4 separate regions of the Mus musculus genome follow, and regions 2, 3 and 4 are each linked to region 1. Evidence: chromatin loops called from intact Hi-C (ENCODE). Cell type or tissue: heart. All regions are shown on one strand. Region 1 holds the start of Gm32700 (a long non-coding RNA gene). Region 2 has its middle 25 kb from the start of Ptma. Region 3 holds the start of Pde6d (phosphodiesterase 6D, cGMP-specific, rod, delta). Region 4 has its middle 6.3 kb from the start of Ptma.

Region 1 (4,000 bases):
CCGGAGTCACCACGCTCCGGGTACCGCCACGCACCGCGGGCTCACGATGTGTACCCGGCTGGTACATGCGGGGCCTTGCGCATGGCCTCTTGATGGGTGGACGAAACCGCAGCAGCGGGTCGCAGCGGCCACGTGGGGGGCGCGCACAGGCCCCGCACTGGCGCGACGCGCCCGCACACGCTCTAGTATGCATATGATCACTTACACGCACGTGCACCCAGACACGCGAGCGGCCTACAACTCCCAGGGCAGAAGGAAGGAAACGGTTGGACCGAAGGGAGGAAATGAAAGAGGCTCGTTAGGGCGCCACGGCTAGACACAGGAACCTCAGAGATGCGGGAGGCGGGGGTGGGGAGCCTTTGAAGAAGCGATTTTTAGTGCACCCCCCTCCACCCCCCAATTTTAGAGATGCCGGCTCCGGGCCTCCCACAGCGGGACGTGCCCAGTTCCCGCCTCCGGGCTAGAGTTTCCCTCTCGTGCCGGCCGCTGCCCAGCCTAGTCTGGTCTTGTAAATTTGGCTGAGATCTGGAGAGGCAGCGCCCCAACAACCACCCCTCCTCTCCCATAGAAAAGAAAAGTGTTGGTGTAAGATGGACCCGTTGACTCTCAAACCTTTTCCAATTTGGATTTTTTTTTTTTTTTAATGGAGGAACTGAACTCGGTGGTGGGAGGTGGCAGAGACTGGTCTCGGTTCATATATGTCCTCTTGTTTATTTGTGCTGCTGCCTCTGCCTATTATGGGGTGAGGGCGCTGGGCGGGGTGGGGGGTGAAGGAAGAAAGGGTCACACAACAGCACGTGGCTATGGTGGCCTAGAGTCTGCTTCTAGAAGCAGAGAAACCCATGATTTGCCTAAGTGAAGCTGCGTGTGTGTGTGTGTGTGTGTGTGTGTGTGTGTGTGTGTATAGGAGGAGGGTGTGTGTGTGTGTGTGCGCGCGCGCGCATGTAGGAGGAGGGTGTGTGCGTGTGTGTGTGTGTGTGTGTGTGTGTGTGTAGGAGGAGGGGGCGGTTCCTGGGAGGCAGAGGATATAGAAGTAGGAACTCAGGGCTTCAAAACATTTAATTAAAAAACAACTGGGTAGTGGTTCGTTATCTCAGACCTTGGGGTGCAGGGGGATCGAGGAATTCAAAGCCAGCCTTCCTGACAAAGCCTGAGCCTAGCTTAGGCTGCAAGAGACCTCGTCTTAAAAAACAAAACAAAACAAACAAACTCAACCCCCCCAAACTAATCAAATAACAAAAAGAGGCTGCAGTTGTTTTGCGGTCAGACTCCACTCTCGGGAAGACTGTCTGGTCAGTTCATGGTCCAGTACCACAGAAACAGACAGGTGCACCCGACCCCATCGGATCCAGCGAGTTGGTAATTTACTTGTGATCTTTGAAACTGACCTTCTTGGTGTTCTCTCCCCAAAGCCCCCCCCCCCCGTCTTTGAAACTGACCTAGCGTATCCCGTATTCTCATATTCGCTCTCTGTCTTTTGTCTCTGTCTCACGTACGCGCGCTCTCGTGCCTCCTGTGTAAACTAATTTTGTCCAGTCTCAAATTACTCATCAGTAAAATGGGTCCAGCGTTTATGGTACTGAAAGCGGGTGTCAGTTTTCCTTTGGCCCTGCTTTACCTCTCATTGGGACAGGGATCAATAATTCTCACTTCCATGGCTCTTCCCTGATCACTCCTCAAAGTCCTAGGGGCCGCCTCCTCCCCCATTCCGGTTTCTTCTGTGCAAGGGCGGGAGTGTGTTTGGCGTGGAGTTGCGGTTAGTGTAGCCAGTAGAAGGAAAGGCTAGGGGAGTAGCGCCCTCTGCTGGACAGTTATAGTAGGGTCTACTCAGTCCCTGAAGAGAGGCCAAAGCTAACCTCATGCGTGAATGCTGGAGGGCTTCAAGCACAGTAGGGCTCCATTGACCACGTCCCTTGTGCCTCGGTTTTCTCTCGAGCAGACCGAAAGAATGCTGGCTCCCCAGAGCAGCGTCACCAAGATCAGTGAACTTGCTATTTATAATGGGCTTTACAGTTTACAAAGGTTGCTGCCTCTGGGCGGGACGGCAATAAGACAGGGAATCATTTTGTCTTGTTCAGGGGTGGTTTGGATTCTACCGCCTTCATCCAGCTGTGTAACCAAGGCAACGTTCAAAACACTGAATAACCAGTAGGACAGGCGTCAGCCAATCAGAACAGAAAGAAACCCAGATCTCTGTACCTGCTCAAGTTCTGGACTAACGTCAGCCTTATTGATTCTGACTTCTCCAGTCTACTGTATGGGATTTAGATGGTAACAGTATCTAGGGCTTTTGAACACTAAATGCTTGTAATGGCTTGCCACAGTGTCAGACACACCTAAAGCACCTAGTAGGGTTTAGCCTAAGTGATTATGCCTCCTTTCTGTGAGTGGTGAGTCACTTCGGAGTCAGACTCAGGGTGATTGCCACTCTCGAGGGAGATTTGCCAGCTGATTCCACTGTGTGCGTTCAAGGCCCAACCTCTGCCTCCCCCACCCCTGCTTCACGCTGAGAACATCTCCCTGTTGCCCCAAACACCTCTGTAATTGAGCCTTTCCTCCTGATTCTGCTCCTGTCCCTCTCCTGCTTGGCTGTCCCTGCCCCCACCTCATCAGCTAGCCAGTCACTTCCCATAGCCCATCTCTCTCAGATAACTCTCCCAGGCTAGAAAGCTCAGAGCTATCTGGATTCTTGTATCCCTTTGGTTCTAAAAACAGCTGCCCTCCTCTGCTTGCCTGGATAAAATAGTTTCCTATCTGCCTGTGGCCTCTGGCCATCTGCCCATTCTCAGCACTTCTGCGGTATTCATCCCTCTACCTTGGAGGGAAGCCTTCAGCGCTTCCTGCTGGTAGATCCAACAGAATCATCACCGTTAACATTTCCTAGTTGCTCCTCGCAGTAACTCTGTAATAACCCTCCACTAAGTGAGTGCTATCTCAATGATTCATCCCAAGATTCTTTAGGTACCTCTGCCATTATCCACACTTTGTAGAGGACACAAGCTGGAAGCTTCAAGAGCTAAATAACTGGACCAGAGTCCCTCAGCTAGGAGGAGGCAAAGTCCTTCTCTCAAAAGACTCACCTGTCCTAATTCAGCTGTGGTGGACAGTCCCTGGTAGAGCCTCCTGGTGTTTCTTATAACCTCTAAGTCCAATTTTCACTGTATCCAAGGACTCCGTTTCAGCCCTTTGGTCCTCTGTCTGCGTCTTCCTTCCCATCCTTGTTTTAGCTTGGGATGTATCTTCTACTCCCAATCAAAATCTTGCTCTAGCTTAGCTCAAGGGCGACTTGCCTTTTGCCCCGATTCCTACATCTGTTGGACGGTGGTGGTTTTCTCTGGGGCCCTTGAGCAGCTCTGTCCTCCAGAGCCCCTGATGCTGCTTGGAGACAGGGTCTGTTGTAGTCTTGGCTGGCCTGGAACTCAGAGATCTTCTTGCCTCTTCTGAGTATTAAAGGCCTGTGCCACCATACCTGGGCTTCCACCTTGCTTTTGAGGCAATGTCTGTCTTGTTTTTGCCCCTGCCCTTTGGATGTGAGCTTTCCTTTGATGAGAGATACTGTACCACCTCCCATCTCCCAGCAGGAGGGCTGGAATTACAGATTCAAGCCACCCCATCCAGCTTTTTCTATGGGTTCTGGAGATCACACTTAGGTTGCCAAATGATTTTTACCAGCTGAATCATCTCCTTGGTCCCCTTCCTTTCTATGTGTTGGTGTTTTGCCTGCATGTCTATGCCTGTGTACCATATGGGTACCTGACTCCCACAGAGGCCAGAAGAGGGCATCAGATCCCATGAAACAAATGGAGTTTCAGACAGTTGCGAACCATCATGTATGCTGTACATGGAAACAGGGCCCTCTGGAAAAGCAGCCAGTGCTCTTAACTGCTGACCCATCTCTCTACCTCTTTTTTGTTTTTGAGATCGATGTCTGCAGTTGGTGTGGAATTTGCTATGTAGACCAGGCTGGCCTCAAACTCACAGAGATCCACCTTCCTCTCCC
Region 2 (4,000 bases), 61 kb before region 1:
TGTGCTGGGGCCCTCTTTGTCCCCACTTCGTCTGCCCAGGCACGTCCCATTCCACCCCCATCCTTCAAGAGCCCCAGGGCCCGGTCTTGCTGGTTCCCCTCTTCTCCCCGTACACCATCCCCCCCTTCCCGGTAGGAACCTAAAACTGGACTCAGGTCAGGGTACCTTGCAGGCTTGGTGACCAGTCCTCTAGAGTCCTCTTGTACAGGGATCATAATCCACTAGAGGCAGGCAGTTTCTCCACAGCTGGCCACCAAGGGCCTGATGGTGCAGGGGTGGAGGTCGGTCGGGGAGGAACTTTATACCAAAACTCCTTGAAGAAAGAGAAGGCCAGGGAGACTCAAATTGGTGAGTTAGATCCCCAGGACTCACTCATATAATGAAGTTAGAGAACTCAGAAATTGTCCTCTAAACATGGTCTCTATAGTGGGTGTGTGTGTGTAAATATTTGTAAAAAATACGCCTTTTTTTTTTTTTTTTTTGGTATAGAATAGAGTTTATTCAGGTCATCGGAGGGGAGTTAAAAGGCTAGTAGAGGCAGAGGAGAGAGTAGAATAGTAGAGGCTTGCCGTGACCACGTGCTGAGGGGGGAAGGGAATGGGGAGGGAGGGAGCAAGAGGGTAAGAGCAAATAGGCTCTTTTTAAACCCCAGGGCTACTCCATGCATAAGATGTGTATGCCTGTCTAGCCACACACAAGCCCCTTAAGGCTGTGGTTCCTCAGCTGTGAGTGAGATGTGGGGTTGTGTTCCAGGCTGCTGTGAAGATTAAGTGGGATCCTGAGGAGGGATCTTTGTTAAAGGGAAAGCCTGCAATGTGCTCAAGTATGCATAGGTTACCAGAGCCCAGACGCATGCGAGGAGCCAGAGCCCAGCAGCCAGCCAGCCAGCCAGGGTGGGCCTCAGCGCCTGACCTATCTCAGAGGGAGAGGGTGCCAGTAAGAACTAAGCCAAGTCCCATGAATAATCCCTGAGCCCCTCAACCCTAACAGAAGGAAGCCGGGGTTTGGGCTCCTCACACCATTTCCATGCCCTCTAGGTTAAGTGGTGGGGCAGAGGGAAGGGGCTCTTTCCAGGGTGCCCGGATGACAGGTCTAGACGCTGCACACATCACGCCCCTACCCCACCCGCAGCGCTCTCCGCTCTCCTTCCGCCTCTAAGCTCTGGCAGAAATGCCCGTCTTCCCCCCCCCCCCCCCCCCACGTCCCTCCAGTTTGCCTCCCCTAGCTTCTCAAGGCTCTCTCCTCCCAGGTGCCACGGGATTATTATTGAACCATGTCTTGAGCACCAACATTACCTAACACACACTGTAGCCAGGATGAAATGAAAACTATATCTTGTCCCTTCTCTAATAAAATGCTCTGAACTGTGCGCTGAGGTGCACTCCTGTGATCCAAGCATTTAGATGGCAGAGATCGGAGGACCAGGATCCTTGAAGCCAGGATGGACTAAAAAAGACTATTTCAAAATACCTAAAATGAAGGTCTCGAGTCTGTCAATGTCTCCAGTCTGTACGTATGTGCTTCCCTCAGCCTCCTAGCCATCTTTCCTCCTCCACCTTCCTTCTCTGTCACAACATTGGGGTTAGTGCGCTTTTAGACATGTCTAGTGGAGTAAGGTTTTTGGATGGAGGCTGAACTGGCCGGATTTTTTCAATGCTCAACCGCCCCCTGGTGGTCATTTTGGGCATTGCAGGCCTTAGCAATCTTCAGACTGAGTTCAGAAGACAGCCTCAGGGTAGGGAAGGTAGGAGGTTACCTGGCAGTCTGCCACTCTAGAGGAGGGAGATTCCAGAGCTGTGGCCCTACAGGCTCTTGGATCAGCATGGCTTTTCACCTCCCTTTTCACCAAGATCCCCTTTAGTGTGTGTGTGTGTGTGTGTGTGTGTGTGTGTGTGTGTGTGTGTGTGACACAGGCACACTTGTGCACATATGTACTTGTGTGAACTGTTCCCCGTGCACAGGAGGCCAAGTGTTCAACTGTGTCTGCACGGAACAGATGGCAGCAGCAGATTCCGCCTTCAGAAGATGTTCGTGTGGGTGGAGCTGTGTGTGATCAAGCCAGCATCCATGTGTCTGTCCCCAGCCTCTGAGCCTGTTACCAGGCAGGAACCTGAGTCTGAGAATGCTGAGGCCTGCCTGCCCTGCCAGGAAGCTGAATGAGGCCTGCAAGCCTGTCACTGGAACAGATCCAATAGATTGCCATTGGTTCTAGGGGGTCTAGGAAGACCAACACCTAAGTCCTAAATCTTCTTGCCCGCCCCCTGCTGGTGACAGACGGAGGCTGGCTTTCTCCCTTACCCTCACAGTCCATAGGTACCATGTGTTAGATGTGACTGGCCTGTCATTGTTCACACTCTATTCCTCCTGGGCACCTGCTGGACATGCTCCCAGGATAGGGAGTTCAAGGCATATGCCCTTATTTGTGAGTTTAGACATCTGCCCAGTCTCCTGGTTGTTTAGTCTGTTTGCCCGTGATTGATAGTAAGCTGCCGTGAAGGGAAGCCTGAGCCAGGTTCTGGGAGTTCTTAGACAAGGAGTTCAACTGCTTTTATCTGCTGCCTCACTTGCTAGTTGGAGAAACCAGAGTGCATGTCTCCTGGAAGTCGAGCCAGGTGTGGTGGGTGGTACATGCCTCTGATCCCAGCACTTGGGAGGCTGAGGTAAGAGGATCTGGAGTTCAAGGTCAGCCTGGGTTACAAAGTGAATTCCAGGCCAGGTCAGCCTAGAAAATAGCGTGAATAAAAATAAATAAATAAATAGAAGAAGGAAGGAAGGAAGGAAGGAAGGAAGGAAGGAAGGAAGGAAGGAAGGAAGGAAGGAAAAGAGCTGAGCCTAGAGCTAGTACAGGCCAGTAATCCTAGGTACTTGGGAGTCTGAGTCAGAAGGATCACTGATTCAAAACTGGACTATACAAGGATCACTAATTCAAGACCCTGTCTCTACAGTCATTAAAAAGGTCTAGAGATACAGTGCAGTGGAAATGTATTTGCCTAGTATGTGTGAGACCTGGGGTTTAATCCCCAAAAACATAAGAATGAAGGATGAGAGCCTTGGGTTGAACGTGGCCATTCTCACTGGGCTCTGCCCTGTGCTTCCCATGCTCATGTCTCTGTGTCCTGTGACCCATAGCCACATATAAGACCGATTCCTGCAGCTCTGGGACTAGCAGCAGTTTCCCGAGCTGAGAACGATGTACAGTTCCTGGGTTGCTGTCTCCTTTGCTCCATGCAGACAACAAACACAGACTTGACTTCCTAATATCCAAGCTGCTCTGGGTAAGCCCAGGTACTTAGGGGAGTGAAGGGGCCAGAAGTCTGAAGCAAGTTCTCTCCAGCTTCCAGCCTTGGCATATTTGGCCACCTGGGGGAGCCCTCTGTCCCCTTCAGTCAGAGGAGTGGAAGAGGGGTGTGTGGAAACAGGAACCCATCTGTTGTCAGCCCCTACATACGAGACTCTGAATGAGGATACCTAGCAAGAACCAGGCCTGAGAAGGGTGACTTTCTTGGGAGCCTTGGCATCACAAAGAACATGCAGCAAGCACCTCTAAATGTGATCAGGGAGAGAAATTCAATGAGGCTGGGACCCCCAGATTCCTGAAGCTCTGAGGAGCTCACCCTTGGTTCTTTGGCCTTGTACTGCCATTAAGATGATTGAAGGAATCACTAAGATCCTGTCTCAAAAGTCCTAGGTAGAGACCCGGAGATACAGCTTAGTTAGTAAAGTGTTTAAATGCAGGTCTGAGTTTGACTCCCTAGTACCACATAATCTGGACCTGTAGAACAGGTCTATATAGTCTCAGCATTTGGGAGGTGGTGGCAAGATAATCAGAAGTTTAAGGTCATCTTCAGCTACATAGTATGAGGTCAGCTTGGACAACATGAGACCCAGTCTCAAAACAAAACAAAACAAAACAAAACAAAACAAAACAAAACAGGACCCAGGTAGAGGGCTTGCCTAGCATGTGCAAGGCCCTGGATTTTCTATCCCAAACACCATTTCA
Region 3 (4,000 bases), 140 kb before region 1:
ACAAAAAACCAATTCCTCATGCTGTGGTGACCCCCATCCCTAAAATAATTTTCATTGCTACTTCAGAACTGTAATGTTTCTACTGTATGGATCATAATGTAAACATTTTTGGAGATAGCGGTTTGCCAAAGGGATTTTTGACCCACAGTTTGAGAACCACTGCTTTAAGTTCAAATGTCATTTCCACCATGAAGTTTTGCCAGCTGTTAAAGGCACGTCACCAGAACCTCTAAGGCATTCTCCACTTGATCTTGACTAAAAGGCCAACAAGTAATCCTCTGTGGCATTCTGATATCTTTTCTTTTATGCCACTTGTCAACTCCATCTTGAATCTCCTTATCTCCCTAATCAGTTATGTATCTTCTGAATAACAGTGGCCTATCTTTTACTTAATTCAGTACCCAACCAAAACCAAAAACCAAAACAAGGTTTGTTGAGTTACTTGGAAGAAAAACAAACAAAATGGGTGGGTGATCAAATGGGTGGAGTGGGAACAAGAACAGGAAAGAAGGCCAGAGGAAGGACACAGGCGTCTCCAAGGAAACAGAGGGTTAAACCAACTTTATCTACTTTCTGGGGGAAAAACAATCATTAAATGTCAACTTGAATGTCAAAAAAGCAAATAAAAATAGCAAGACCTATCTAGTCTGAGGATAAAGGACTGTCACACCAGCTCCTTTCAGGAAATCCATGAAATAAATGCTTTCCTATTTTCTGGGTGTTTCAACACTAGTTCAGAAACTGTTCATTAAGGAGAAAAACAATCACATTGCCATGCTTCTAAAAATATTACCTCCCTAGTGTAGTGTAGATACTAGATGACAGGTCAGTAGATGTAAAGCCAGATTTTAACTGTGTCAATTTGCTGTGCTCTCTGGCCAGTCTCTGCCTCACCGGGTCTCTATTTCCTCATATTTAAAAACAAAAGATAAAGAGATTGGATTGGCAAAATCTTTTAAGTCTTCCTGTACTAACATTGAGTATAAACAATCTTTAGCTCACCCAGTCCAAAGCAGAAATATAACATAAACCCTGCAAAACAAGTAAAAATGAACTCCAGACTAATAAACTAACACTATTTGAGGAGGTCATTTTGTTCTGTTATCTCTCGTGGCTTAATATGTGGTTTTGTTGGTGGTTTGCAGTCTTACCATGGTTTGCAGACTCCTGAGTTCCATGTAAACAGAAGTTAACTGTCGGTGGGTTGTCACGTCTCCGGGGTAAAAGAAGACCTTCCTGCTGGGTTTCAAGTAACAGGATTCAGAAACCAACCCCATAGGAGGATTTCAAATATGTGCACACTGCTCGGCACACTGGAACCCAAGTTAAAAAGATGGAGCGCATAGTATGCTGGGACTTGTAGTCCCTGGCCTCTAATGGTGCGCTGGGATCGCCTGTGCTCTCTGGGATGCTGGGAAATGTAGTTTCTGCCACCTTGTACAGTGCAGCCTGCCATAGTCTCAGACCACTAGTGTGCCCGGCAACAAGAGCAGGCATCTCAAACGCCTCTGAAGATTTCAAGCCATCGCTCCTCTGGGACAAACTCTAGGCAACAACACGAAAGAAAATTCTGTCCTCCGGGACTCTCCAAGAGGGCCTTTCCCACTGACGCTCTCCGTCCCCGAGCGAAGCCGCTGAGCGTTGCTATTGGCTACTCAAGATGCCAATCGCCAAGGCTGGCTTGTCATTGGTTTCAAGGCGGGAGCTCCACGACTAGAGGGAAGGAGAAGGGATCAGGAGCGGGAGCTGAGGGGAGGGAGAGGCCGGTTCGGGTCTGGCCGCCACCGCTGTTCACCTGAGGTGTCCGGCCGGGCTGCGGCTGTCCTCGGTTCCTGGGTACCGTCTGCGAGGCCCCGCGGAGCCAGCGTGGGAGGGCCGCGGGCGGCAGGCGCCGCATCATGTCAGCCAAGGACGAGCGGGCCAGGGATATCCTGAGAGGCTTCAAACTGTATCCGCCCGGGAGCAGGGGCGGGGCTGGGAGGAGGCCGTGGCTCTAAGGAGCCAGGCTTTGGCAGGGGCGTCAGGTGGGCACCGGGGAAGAAGGGCTACGAGAAGGGGCAGGAAAGGAACTGTGTGCCGGGCCCCCGGGAGGGACCGCGAACGGGAGGCAGGCACAGGGGCACCCTGAGGGAGAAAGGGGACGTTGATGGAGCCTGGGGGGGGGGGGGGGCGGGGGGGAGGATGGAGGTGGAGGAGCCCCGGGACCTGGCTACTGCGAGAAGAGTTCCCATTTGAAATTAGGGTCCTGAAGGCCGGGAGGCCAGAAGGGGGCTGCAGTCCCCACGCAGAGGCTGAGGGAGTGCAGCAAGCTGGCCTCCTAGCCTGCCTAGGAGCGACTTTGGCGGGAAGCCCAGGGTGGGAGCAGGAGAAAGTGACTCCAAGCAAGTGACCTTGTATGTGGGGGATAATGTACCCCATCCCACCCCACCACACACACATCCGTCTTGTTTTCACAACTTTTCTTCCTCACTTGTGGCTTCTTATAGGGCTGGAGTAGTGGAGAGGTGGGGAAAGAGAAATTAAAGACGGACCCCATCTTAACACTTTGTTGGCCTTTGGAGCATTAACATCTCAAGTTCTCTTTCCAGCGAGATGAGAAATAGGAGGTGTGTGAGATGCATGAGGTACTTTGGTTTTGAACCGACTCCCGGCAAAATTATCTTTGGCATTGCTGAGGTTAACGCTTTATTATGGTGAAGCTGTTCACAATTACTTGATTGTGTTGAGGACACCATATGATATCAGAATTCGTTGTTTCGGTGGACTTGGTGTTGAATGCCTGTGATCCCAGTACTTGGGAGATGGAAGCAGGGGGATCCAGAATTCAGGTCATCCTCAGAGTTTCATAGAGTTCAAGACCAGCCTTAGTTATAGGAGACCCTGCTTCAAAAAGGAAGAAAGTGAGAAGCCAGAGGAGGAAAAGAAACCATTGCTTCAGGCCTGTTGTAGCTACACTGTGACTTTTGCAACCTCTTTATATAGAGAGAGAAAACTTCGAAGCGTTTGTTTTATTTTGGAGACAGGGTCATACAGTGTAGCTCTGGCTGACCCAGAACTTGATGTGTAGACCAGGCTGTCTACCTGTCTCTGCCTCCTGAGTGCTGGAACTGTTAGAACTCAGGGTGTGGCCAGCACCTTCAGCTAGAAGCTGTGTGTTTTGATGGACTATTTGTCACCATAAAATGCAGATGAAATATATTCCAGTTTTACATTCTGTTGACCTTAATCTCTGCTGTACAATATGGAATATTCCTAAGTGCCTCCCTTTGTGGGATGTAACCATCATTTACCCAGCTCCTGCCTCTGGAGGTTTAGGCTTCCCTAAACTGGTTCTCTGAACAACCTGTTGCATTGTCTCAAGACCTGTTTCACATCTTCCAATATCTAATTGCTTGGCTATGGTTAGAAACTAAGGTGAACGTAAATTCTAGAATTCATACAAGGCATGATTAAATCATGGTTATAACCCCAGCACTTGGTGACTGAAGCAAGAGATTGTCATGTGTTCAAGACCAATCTAGGCTGACTCCAAAAAAAGAATGAATCAAAAACAACACCACAAGAACCACGTACCACTGTGTGAACAGTGGTGAACGGATAGACTGGAAGCATAAACGGGGTCATGGGTTTCTGTGGCCCCAAGGGGAAAAACCAACCCAGGAAGTTTTGGGTGCAAAAGGAAAACCCTTCAAGTAAAAACTATACCGAGGTTTTGTGGGGTTTGTTTTTGAGTGTGAGCAAGTAGGGTGCGTTGAGAAGTGAAGAAACAGCTCTCTGCAACTGGCAGGGATTGGAAAGTGAGTCGCCCTGCTGTGCTTTGTAAACACAGAAGGCTGTATCTCCTTACACACTGACATTCAGGATAAACCCTCAGTGGCTTTCCATAGTGAAGTTTAGTAACAGACTCTTCTGTAGTTCCCTGTCTGCTTGGGATAAACGAATATAGCAGGAAACTGTGGATTTTGTCACTTTTACTCTTGACATGAACCTGTTGAGATAA
Region 4 (4,000 bases), 92 kb before region 1:
CCAGAGAAAATGTCCTCTACCTTACCTTGTGTTGCCTTTCTCAAGCAGCCTTTGTCTGTCTTTTTTGATATTGTTGCTTGTTTTTCTTTCTTTCTTTTTTTTTTTTTTTTTTCGAGACAGGGTTTCTCTGTGTAGCCCTGGCTGTCCTGGAACTCACTCTGTAGACCAGGCTGGCCTCAAACTCAGAAATCCACCTGCCTCTGCCTCCCAAGTGCTGGGATTAAAGGCGTGTGCCACCACCGCCTGGCTGTTGTTTGTTTTTCAAGACAGGGTTTCCTCTGTGTAGCTCTGGCTGTCCTGGAAGTCACTCTGTAGTCCAGGCTGGCCTAGAAATCAGTATTCCACTTTCTCTGCCTCCATAGTTCTGGGATTAAAGGCAGTAGCCCAGCTTTTTTAAAAGGAAAAAAAAAAAAATCGGGAGGCAGAGGCAGGCAGATTTCTGAGTTTGAGGCCAGCCTGGTCTACAAAGTGAGTTCCAGGGCAGCCAGGACTACACAGAGAAACCCTGTCTCGAAAAAAAAAAAAACAAAAAACAAAACAAAAAACAAACAAACAAACAAACAAAAACAAAAAAACCCAATATTTTTGAAGAAAGAATAAAATAAAAATAACTGCTTAAAAATGAATACATTAGGGCTGGTGAGATGGCTCAGTGGGTAAGAGCACCCGACTGGTCTTCTGAAGGTCCTGAGTTCAAATCCCAGCAACCACATGGTGGCTCACAACCATCCGTAATGAGATCTGACTCCCTCTTCTGGAGTGTCTGATAGCTGCAATGTACTTACATATAATAAATAAATAAATCTTAAAAAAAAACAACTCTTAAAAAAATGAATACATTAGGTCTGAAGAGATGGCTCAGTACTTAAGAGCACTGGCTGCTGCTTTTCCAGAGGGCTGGGATTCTCAGCACCCACACTTCTGCTCACAACCATCTGTAACTCCAGTTCTGGGATAATCTAATGCCCTCTTCTGGCCTCTAGAGGTACTACAGACAAATATACAGGCAAAACATCTGTATATATACCAGGGCTCCCTCCGTGTCTTGGGTCATGTGCCAACATTGAATCACTCAGTCCAGACAGGACCAAGTCTAAGTCTAAAGTCTAATGTTCTACCTCTATCTGGCCTGACAGTTATAGGAGGAACCTTCTCCAGGAGGGAAAGCAAACACTATTTCAGGCGGTTCTCACCGAAAGGATGGAGTGTCTCAAGTGACCAGCTGGCATTCCTTGTTACTATGGGAGCAGTTCTGACGAAGAGCCTCTGGGCACGCATGCTCCAAGCTGGATCTCTTATGCTAAGAACTTCATGGGATCCATACCAGCCACCAGCTGGCAGCATTCTCCGGGTAATGTACTTGCATACTATTCACCCAGTACATGAGCACAGTGGATCAGATGGCCTTAACCCCTTTCAGCTATTTCCCAAGCTACACATCTATAATTCCTACAATGCAGCCAAGACTAAGGTATCCTGAGAGGAGGGTCTCAGGTGACAGCCTTGCACCCTTCCCTGGCTGTCCCTATTCTTGTGGTGAAGACAAGCTGGCCTTGGTGCAAAACTGGAATACACTGTATCAGGACTTGGCTGCTATATACATTTGTCAGAGGAGACCAGGCCTGTGAGACCAGACCAGACTGAGAGAAGCCGCAAATAAAACTGGGCACGGGGGTTGGAAAGATGGCTCAACGGTCAAGAGCACTGACTGCTCTTCCAAAGGTCCTGAGTTCAAATCCCAGCAACCACATGGTGGCTCACAACCATCCGTAATAAGATCTGATGCCTTCTTCTGGGGTAGCTGAAGACATATTTACATATAATAAATAAAAAAACCTAAAAAACAAAAACAAAACAAAAAACCAAACTAAACAAAAAACAAAAAACTGGGCACAGGGCTTCTATCTCCATGAGAAAAAAATTCCACCAGGAGGGGACCACAGAGAGGTGAAGCAGGCAAGGCTGGCCCATTTCTAGGACATAGGTATTGACAATCCAGATAAAGTTGGGGTGACCCCAGGAGGGCAATGTACACACATGTACACTGCTGGCAACATGGCATGTAATTGCGATGTTGGTCCCCTGTGGTCCCCGAGGGCCGCTCAGGACCCATAATACTAGAGGTACCTCTTGGGACTTCAGCTTTACGTCTGGGGAAAGTCTCCCCTCCAGAAAAATAAAGGACCAGGTCCTTGGGGTTGGCTGTCCTGAGGAGATAGCATAGGAAATGACACTAACTCCACAGCAACAGAGGCTCCTCCCCTGGACCCAGCCCTTTGAAGGGCTCTTTCCTAAGCCTAACAAATCTTGTGTCTCTACAGCCCTGTAACCACCAGAGGGCGCCCATCGCTCACGAATCTTCCAGAGTCCCTTTCTGGGTATCGGCAAAGCCAGCAGTAGAATCTTGGTGACCCTAAACAATTTGGAAATGTCCCCAAGCAGTTAATTGTGTGCTAGGCTAAGGACCGGGTGAAAGTATACTCCGATAAGGGTGGTAGTTCCCAGAGCTAATCGTTAGAGAAATAAGGACTCAACAGCTTGAATAGGATGTAGGCTCAGGATCTGGGTGTCTGACTCAGGATACTAGGAAGTCAACAGTCATTCATGCTATTGTCCCCATTCTCCAGAAGATTAAGGCTCAACAAGATTCACTCACTGGCTGCCTATTTACATGGCTACCAAGTCTATATTGTCCACAGGGCTGCAGCCTCAGAAAACAGGATTAGCCGCGACTAGCTCCATGCACAGCTGTTACAAGTGGAGCTCACAGCCCCTCCCCGGCTTTAGAGACCGCCCACTCCTAGACCCAGGTGTTTCTGGGAACATACCAAGGTTGACCCCAAGGTTGACCGACTGTCCGGGGATGAGCCAGCACAGAGATGATTAGGCCCAGATTTCTACTGAAGCCCCAGACTTTGATCCGGGAGTTTGAACAGCCCGGGCAATATGCAGAGCTAAGTTACAACCACAGCACACTAAGTCCTCTCTGCACCAAGGAGGGAAGACGAGGAAAGGTCGGGGCTTCCAGGTATAAGGGGGTAGACAACAGGGGCAGGTCCTTGTATATGAACCCATTTCTCTCCCACCCTTCTCCAGCCTTTGCTCTCCCTGTGCACTGCGTCAACTCCACATTTCCCCATCTCCCTTCCCAGGGAAGGTTCCACTTCTTTCCCGTCTTTAGTGGGATCCAGGGTCTGAGATTGTGTTTGGTTGTTTTTTGAGGCAGGTTTCTGTATAGCATTAGTTGTTCTAGAACTCGGAACTGTAGACCAAGCTCACCTCAAAATGCATCCTACCTCTGCCCCCCAGTTAAAGATATGCAATGCCATGCTAAATTTTAAATGCTCACTAGTTTCTACTCCTAGGTATAATCTTTGTGGTCCTGGGAACTCAGCCCAGACTGCCTGTGTAACTCAGTACTCATCAAAAAACTGTGGCCAACGTTCTTCAGTCTCCATTCCCTGCAGTTCACCCACCCACCAATACCTGAAATTCCTGGGCATGAGCAAACTAGGAAAACCCATTCTCCATAAATTCAGCCAGCCCAGTCTGTAAACTCTCCCCAACCTTTAGATTCAGTAGCTAAAGCGATTCACATTCAAGGACTCACATTCTTGGACTCCAACCCCTCAAGGTAGCAAAGCACCCCTACAGGATGCTCTTCTTACTCTTCTAAAGAACAAGTCGCCCACCCTCCTGCAGTGCCTGTAAGGGACTTGAACAGTCACTGTAAAGCTAGAGCTTGCCCAGGTTAGTCATGGGCATAGACCCTTCAGGACCTACAGGCTTGGCAGGCGAGCTAACACTAGGAGCCACTAAACAGTATACTAATTACATGGACAGCAGCCAGAAGACTCACAACTTGGAACAAGATGACTTGGCCTGTGCCACCAAGGGCTCTGTGTACAGCACATCTCTCCAGTTTATGCCTGGGACTAGTGGCCTAAGTCTCAGGAAGAAATGTTGGTGTCACAACAGTAAAGAACCTCTCCCAATGCCC

The links. Peaks named below come from ENCODE experiments on the same cell type or tissue, not always from the same donor. Only the 100,000 strongest peaks of a DNase experiment are listed, where the experiment ranks them.
Region 2: a loop joins it to region 1, with 10 times the contacts of the local background. A loop is called at or near these places in 24 of 42 quality-filtered maps.
Region 3: it touches region 1 in a loop (2.4-fold over the local background); 2 of 42 quality-filtered maps call a loop at or near these places.
Region 4: it touches region 1 in a loop (7-fold over the local background); 29 of 42 quality-filtered maps call a loop at or near these places.

The regions. Positions count from the first base shown.
Region 1 is chr1:86,438,479-86,442,478 of GRCm38, reverse strand. It overlaps Gm32700 (a long non-coding RNA gene), which reads left to right and starts at 954. Exons shown (of 2, transcript XR_387214.2): 1 at 954-1,359. In heart, CTCF peaks have their summits at 1,819 (motif pointing left), 2,812 and 3,770 (motif pointing right); DNase peaks (open chromatin) are centred at 338, 768, 1,788 and 2,588; H3K4me3 peaks cover 2,885 bases; H3K27ac peaks cover 3,690 bases.
Region 2 is chr1:86,499,458-86,503,457 of GRCm38, reverse strand. No RefSeq gene overlaps it. Among named protein-coding and RNA genes, the nearest start is that of Ptma, 25 kb to the left of the region's middle. In heart, CTCF peaks have their summits at 1,670 (motif pointing left), 2,290 (motif pointing left) and 3,358 (motif pointing right); DNase peaks (open chromatin) are centred at 997, 1,687, 2,087 and 3,357; H3K4me3 peaks cover 755 bases; H3K27ac peaks cover 2,510 bases.
Region 3 is chr1:86,580,248-86,584,247 of GRCm38, reverse strand. Pde6d (phosphodiesterase 6D, cGMP-specific, rod, delta) reads left to right here and starts at 1,463. Exons shown (of 5, transcript NM_008801.3): 1 at 1,463-1,948. The coding sequence starts at 1,899. It overlaps Cops7b (COP9 signalosome subunit 7B), which reads right to left and starts at 1,327. Exons shown (of 8, transcript NM_172974.3): 1 at 1,152-1,327. In heart, no CTCF peak of the experiment used is centred here; a DNase peak (open chromatin) is centred at 1,657; H3K4me3 peaks cover 2,077 bases; H3K27ac peaks cover 1,816 bases.
Region 4 is chr1:86,530,890-86,534,889 of GRCm38, reverse strand. No RefSeq gene overlaps it. Among named protein-coding and RNA genes, the nearest start is that of Ptma, 6.3 kb to the right of the region's middle. In heart, CTCF peaks have their summits at 973 (motif pointing left) and 2,336 (motif pointing right); a DNase peak (open chromatin) is centred at 2,319; H3K4me3 peaks cover 1,104 bases; H3K27ac peaks cover 1,349 bases.